Linked DNA regions of Homo sapiens: region 1 is linked to region 2. Evidence: read pairs that join two places in POLR2A ChIA-PET (ENCODE). Cell type or tissue: K562. All regions are shown on one strand. Each heading gives the region's core, and the rest is flanking DNA. Links, peaks and the distances in the headings are about the cores only.

What was found. ChIA-PET counts read pairs that join two places held together with the same protein. Peaks named below come from ENCODE experiments on the same cell type or tissue, not always from the same donor. Only the 100,000 strongest peaks of a DNase experiment are listed, where the experiment ranks them.
Region 1: POLR2A ChIA-PET joins it to region 2 with 5 read pairs; 6 of 35 experiments call an interaction of 5 or more read pairs at or near these places.

The regions. Positions count from the first base shown.
Region 1 is chr1:203,585,447-203,588,248 of GRCh38, forward strand. No RefSeq gene overlaps it. Among named protein-coding and RNA genes, the nearest start is that of ATP2B4, 40 kb to the right of the region's middle. In K562, for the core only: no CTCF peak of the experiment used is centred there; no DNase peak of the experiment used is centred there; H3K27me3 peaks cover 2,017 bases.
Region 2 is chr1:203,507,420-203,510,221 of GRCh38, forward strand. OPTC (opticin) reads left to right here. Exons shown (of 8, transcript NM_014359.4): 8 at 1,227-1,530. It overlaps LOC105371688 (a long non-coding RNA gene), which reads right to left. Exons shown (of 5, transcript XR_007066807.1): 4 at 1-2,802. Among named protein-coding and RNA genes, the nearest start is that of OPTC, 15 kb to the left of the region's middle. In K562, for the core only: no CTCF peak of the experiment used is centred there; a DNase peak (open chromatin) is centred at 1,166; H3K27me3 peaks cover 1,421 bases.

The DNA of each region.
Region 1 (2,802 bases), core at 12-2,511, 78 kb after region 2:
TTTGGCTTTTAATTCAGATCATCCCACTTCATTGGATGTCCTTCAGAAACAGGAGTGTCTCTTCTGCCAGGAACGTGGCTGAGCTAGGGATGAATAAGGTGGCCACGCCTAGCCTCCCTAATTCTCACTTTCCTCTGGTTGTGGTTCCGAGGGCCCCACCTGGCAGGTGTTAGACCGGACGCTGAGGACCTCTCCCTGTGCCTGCCCTGAGTCCTGGCATCTGATCTCAGGCCGTGGCTCTGGCTGTCTTCCTCCCTACTCCTTATCTGCCCTTACTTTACTGCTAATGGATCTCTCCCCCATGGATTCTTAGCACCTACAGTTACAGGCATTGATTTGAGTGGAGCTTTTTTGTATTGCCATTGATGTTAAAGATAACCAACAACAGCAAGCTTAAATTCTAATGTGATATAACAATAAGCTCCAGCTCACAAAACATGCCAGCCTCCCAGGAGAAGTCTGAGCACTTACCAAGTTATTTTCTGTGCAGGCAACAGTTTCCCCCAATCCCAGGGAAAGTAAGACAAAGCAAAGGCAATGGTTGTTGAAGTCGGGGGAGAATGGGAAAGAGGGTGTCCAGGAGATGCAGAAGGAGGCTTGCTTCCTTGAAAGGGTGGGAGAGAGGAGATAACATTTTGAAGTCATCAGGAAATGCATCTTCTTCCATTCTTAGGAGCCACCCACCATCCCGGCCCCCATTTGGGTCAGGAGTGAAGGTGAACACACAGTAAGAAGTGAGGAGTGGAACCCCCTGCCAGGGACGGGCTCACTCAGGGGACTCAATGACTGGAAGACCTGGGTGCAGAGCCTCCCCCACCCTCCCTGCTGCACATTCCAGACTTTTAGGAGTCTCCTGCCTGTCTCTGTCCCTTCCCTTCCACTCTTCCATCCTCTTCAGCACCCACTTACTTCTCCCGTTTCTGGTCCCCGACTCCTAGGAAACCTTAGGGCTGTCACTCTTAGGAGCTGAAGGCTGTGTGATCGAATACCCTTCCATCCCCTCCCCTACCCGCCCTTCTGGTCCTGCTCAGCCAAGGTCTTTCGTTTCTGCTTTGGAGGGTCCCTATCCCTCTTTCCACGCCAGGCCTCCCCGCCTGGGATGCATCAGACCCTATGAGTGGCTGCTCTCGCTGGCGGCTTTGCTTCATTATCTGACTCAGTATCAACAGGAGATGATCTGTCCATCCTTAGGCCCCACTGTAGCCTGTCCTCACCCCTGCAGACCTTTCCCTAGCATCCCCGCCTGCCACGCAGCATTGCTCCCCACTTCTCCTTTCATGCAATTTCCACATCTCCTGTGAGAGCATTTGGAAACCTGCTTTTGGTTAGAGCGGCGGCTGTCTTCTGCACATGTAGAGCCCCTTGTCTGATCTGTCTCACTATACAGCTAACCTGAATTATTCATTAGCGGGAGCGAGCAAACTGACTTCATAAAGATGCCAGTGAGGGTTTGCGGAGCTGTTTCGGTATCTCTTATTGATGCATTGAGCTATTTTTCCGGCTTGCTAAGAGCCCACCAAATAGGAGTGGGGGCCAAGCTGAGGACTGGAGAAAAAAGGCTGCGCATTTGAATCCTCACTTTGCTACTCCCAGATTTGTGTGTCTTGCTAAGACGATTGACTTCTCAGAGACTCCTTACTCCGATAAAGAAAAATAGTGATTTTTGTCCTCTGGTTTCCCAGACACAGACACCTTAGGAGGACATATAGATTTTGCTCATCAAGTGTTTTAGAGGTTTCTTTGGAGTTTCTTTTTTTTTTTTTTTTTTCTTGAGACAGAATTTAGTTCTTCTTGGCCAGGCTAGAGTGCAATGGCACGATCTCAGTTCACCACAACCTCTGCCTCCAGGGTTCAAGCGATTCTCCTGCCTCAGCCTCTTGAGTAGCTGGGATTACAGGCATGCGTCACCACACCTGGCTAATTTTGTATTTTTAGTAGAGATGGGGTTTCTCCATGTTGGTCAGACTGGTCTCGATCACCAGACCCTCAGGTGATCTGCCCGGCTTGGCCTCCCAAAGTGTTGGGATTACAGGTGTGAGCCACCGCACCCGGCCTTTTTTTTTTTTTTTTTGAGATGGAGTTTTGCTCTTGTTGCCCAGGCTGAAGTGCAGCAGTGCGATCTCGGCTCACTGCAACCTCCATCTCCTGAGTTCAAGCAATTCTCCTGCCTCAGCCTCCCGAGTAGCTGGGATTACAGGAGCACACCACAATGCCTGGTTAATTTTTTTTATTTTTAGTTGAGATAGCGTTTTACCATGTTGGCCATGGCTGGTCTTGAACTCCTGGCCTCAAGTGATCTGCCCATCTTGGCCTCCTAAAGTGCTGAGATTATAGGCATGAGCCACCATGTCTGGCCAGTTTCTTTGGAGTTTCTGGAGGAAGAAGCCTTCTGATGATTTTGCTCTATGCTCACTCCTAACCTTCCTGGTGGCCCAGGGACTTCTGGCAGAAAACAAGTTTCCTAATCAGCCAAAAGCATGTACAACACCTGAAGAGAGGACAGGATACATGGTCCTCAGCAGGCTTCATGTTTGGGAGACACCACGCCTTCTCTCAGGAAAGTTCCAGTCTGAAAGGGTGAACAGGTACAGAGAAGGATACATTCACAAAACGAAACAATAATAGCACGAAGACCCAGAAATGGCAAATAAAAACATGGTAACACTTCCTCTTCCATGGAGAATGTACAGAATCGTGACAGAGGACAAAATGCAGAGACAGTCACAGAAATAAGTACCCAGTCCTGCTCCCCTTGCCAGCACTGCTCCTGGGCCATCAATTCCCCACTCTGTGGGGTTTAAC
Region 2 (2,802 bases), core at 164-2,663:
GCATCACATCCACCTCCTCCAACACCAGACTTTCCTAACCTCACTCATCCAGGTCCTTTGTGGCCCAGCAGCAACTCATATTTGACCTTGGCAAGGGCACTTGCTCTGGGCGGCACCCTGGTGACTATTCTGCCAGCTCTGTGTGAAGGGGAGTGCCTCCCTCCTCTGGGGCACCCTGTGGCCTTCAGGAGGGTCTTGCCCTAACCTGTCCTATGAGTATCAGCGGGAGGAGGTCAAGGGGAAGAGGCCAGGGCCCCTCCTCTCCGTGAGAGAAAGGATGAGTTTGCAATGACCTCCCCCTCTGCCTGCCCCATTCTCAGCTCCAGGGTCCTGTTTTTCCAAAGGTTACCCAGCAAGGCCTAGGGCCAGAGGAGGCTCGTGGAGAAGGGAGGGTGGGAGGGGCTGCTGGAGAGGCTGGAGCTAAGTCTGTTTTAGGAGCCAAGGCCATTTCCCCACCCTGACCTTGCCTGGACTCCCTTCCTGCTTCCTTTTCTCTTTTGTCTCTTCCCTGGGAATAGTAATCTCTTACATTTCTGCTGTCAGTTTGCACTTCAGCAAGCTCTTTTACATATGGGACCTAATTTGGCAGTCCTAACAACTCTGTGAGGAAGGAATTATTATCCCTGCTTTTACTGATGAAAATGAGAGGCTAAGTACTTTGTCCCAGAGAAAGATGACTTAACATAAACAATCTATAACAGAAAAAGAAAGATGGGCATGGGGGTGGAGCTGCAGTGACAGCCATCACTTCTTGGGAATTCTTGTCAGAGAAATGGGAAATCCCATCTCCAGCTCCTGGAGCAGAGGATGGGTGCCCCTACCACGTCCCCCCAAAATGCTTTGAAAAGCAAGGACTCGGGAGGGCATCACCCAGGCTAGAAAAAGGGGGGCTGCCTATGGAGCTTGAGTCCAGGGCCTGCCCCCAGCAGGTTCAAGGCCTGTATCCTTAGGAAGCACATGAGGTAATGAAGGTCTCAGCTCAGGAGAACCTTGGGGCTCAAAGACACACGGCCCCCCATCTCTGCCGCACCCCTACATGCCTGTGTCTGTGTCCTCCTTCCTTCTGGCCAGGACAGAGGCAGACAGACCAGACGGGGAGGTGGCCCCGGCTCTCCCCACCCCCTCCCTGTCTAGCTGCCTCTCAGCTTTCTCCTCCCACCTCACCTGCCCCTCCCCTCTCCCCCACACTAGACACCAGCTCAATTTTGTCTCTCCTCTCTCTCAAGGTCATCTCTTGGACCAGCGGGCATCACATTCTCCAGCAGCCGCCATCTCACACGCCTCCCTCCTGTGGCCGCCGGCAGCATGGACAAAGGTCTCCATGCAGGGGGAGGAGGCCTGCTTCTTTCCCCACAGCTCTCACGTCTCCCTTCTCCCTGCGGGTGACAAAGAAGCCCAAGGACCACCTCCTTCCTGCCTCATTGTAATAAAATTCCCCACACTGAGGCCTTCTTGTCTTCAACCTGGCCTGTCCAGCCCTTCCAGATATGGCCAAACCCATGGCCTGGATGGGCTTGTGTACTTCCTTTCAAATGAGCCCACACAGAACGCCCTGCTCTCCCCTTCCTCCCCTCTGCACTCCTTCTGCCTCCTTTTTCTCTATTCTCCTTCTGTGCTCAGGCACCACAGCAAATAGCTTTTTGTTTCCTCCTGGCACTACCAGTCCCAGCCCTGCCTTCAGGAATTCTTTTCTCTCTCTCTCTCTTTTTTTAAAAGACTGGGTCTCACTAGGTTACCTAGGCTGGTTTTGAACTCTTGGGCTCAAATGTTCACCTGCCTTAGCCTCCTGAGTTCCTGGGATTACAGATGTGTGCCACTGTACCGACTCCAGAATTATTTTCTTTTGTGTCTAACACACAGTTCAGACACAGGAGGGAGTGGAAGTGTTTCTTGTTATGGCATCTGTAGAGGAACTGTGATGCAAGGGAGTGAGCACTGGAATGAGAATCTGAAGACCTGAGTTTGACTACCCTATATCCTGATCACACCAGCACCTCACTCTGTCCTGGCCCCTTGGAGTTCCCTCACTCCAAATCTGTTGCTCAAAGCATATCCAAGCCCAAGGGGTGTGGTGCCTATCCCTATCTTATTACATTTCTAGTCTAAGAACAAAGACCCAACCCTCTCCTACTGTTCCCAGTAGCACAGACTACCATTGACAAAGAGGTATCAAATGGTAAAAGGAGAAAAGGAAGGAAGTACAGAAAATACAGACACACAATCAGTCTAGTCTCACAAGTTGAGCTTTCTGAGCCCAAATCAACTATACCATGGCTTTAAAGCTTGCTTAGCTGCAGGCCTTCCTGACCCTTCTCTAGTCCATGCAGAAGAGAGAATAATCCAAGCTTTTCAGGCCCTTTCTGACCCATCCTGAAACCAAAGGTAACGACCTTTGAATTACACGTTGTCCATAATCAGTGTCCCCCAAGGATCACTGGGCAGTCTTAGGAGAGGTGCTTCCTCCCACAGAGAGGCCCCCTGCCTCCCAGGACAGGCTCCTGGAGCCCAACACCTGTGAGAGCCGCAGCACCTCTCTTGGAGATCTAAGAAATCCCTGAAGGAGGCTCGGCACAGTGGCTCACGTCTGTAATCCCAGCACTTTGGGAGGCCGAGCAGACAGATCACAAGGTCAGGAGTTCGAGACCAGTCTGACCAACATGGTGAAACCCCGTCTCTACTAAAAATACAAAAAATAGCCGGGTGTGGTGCTGTGCGCTATAGTCCCAGCTACTCAGGAGGCTGAGGCAGGAGAATTGCTTGAACCTGGGAGGTGGAGGTTGCAGTAAGCTGAGATTGCACCAC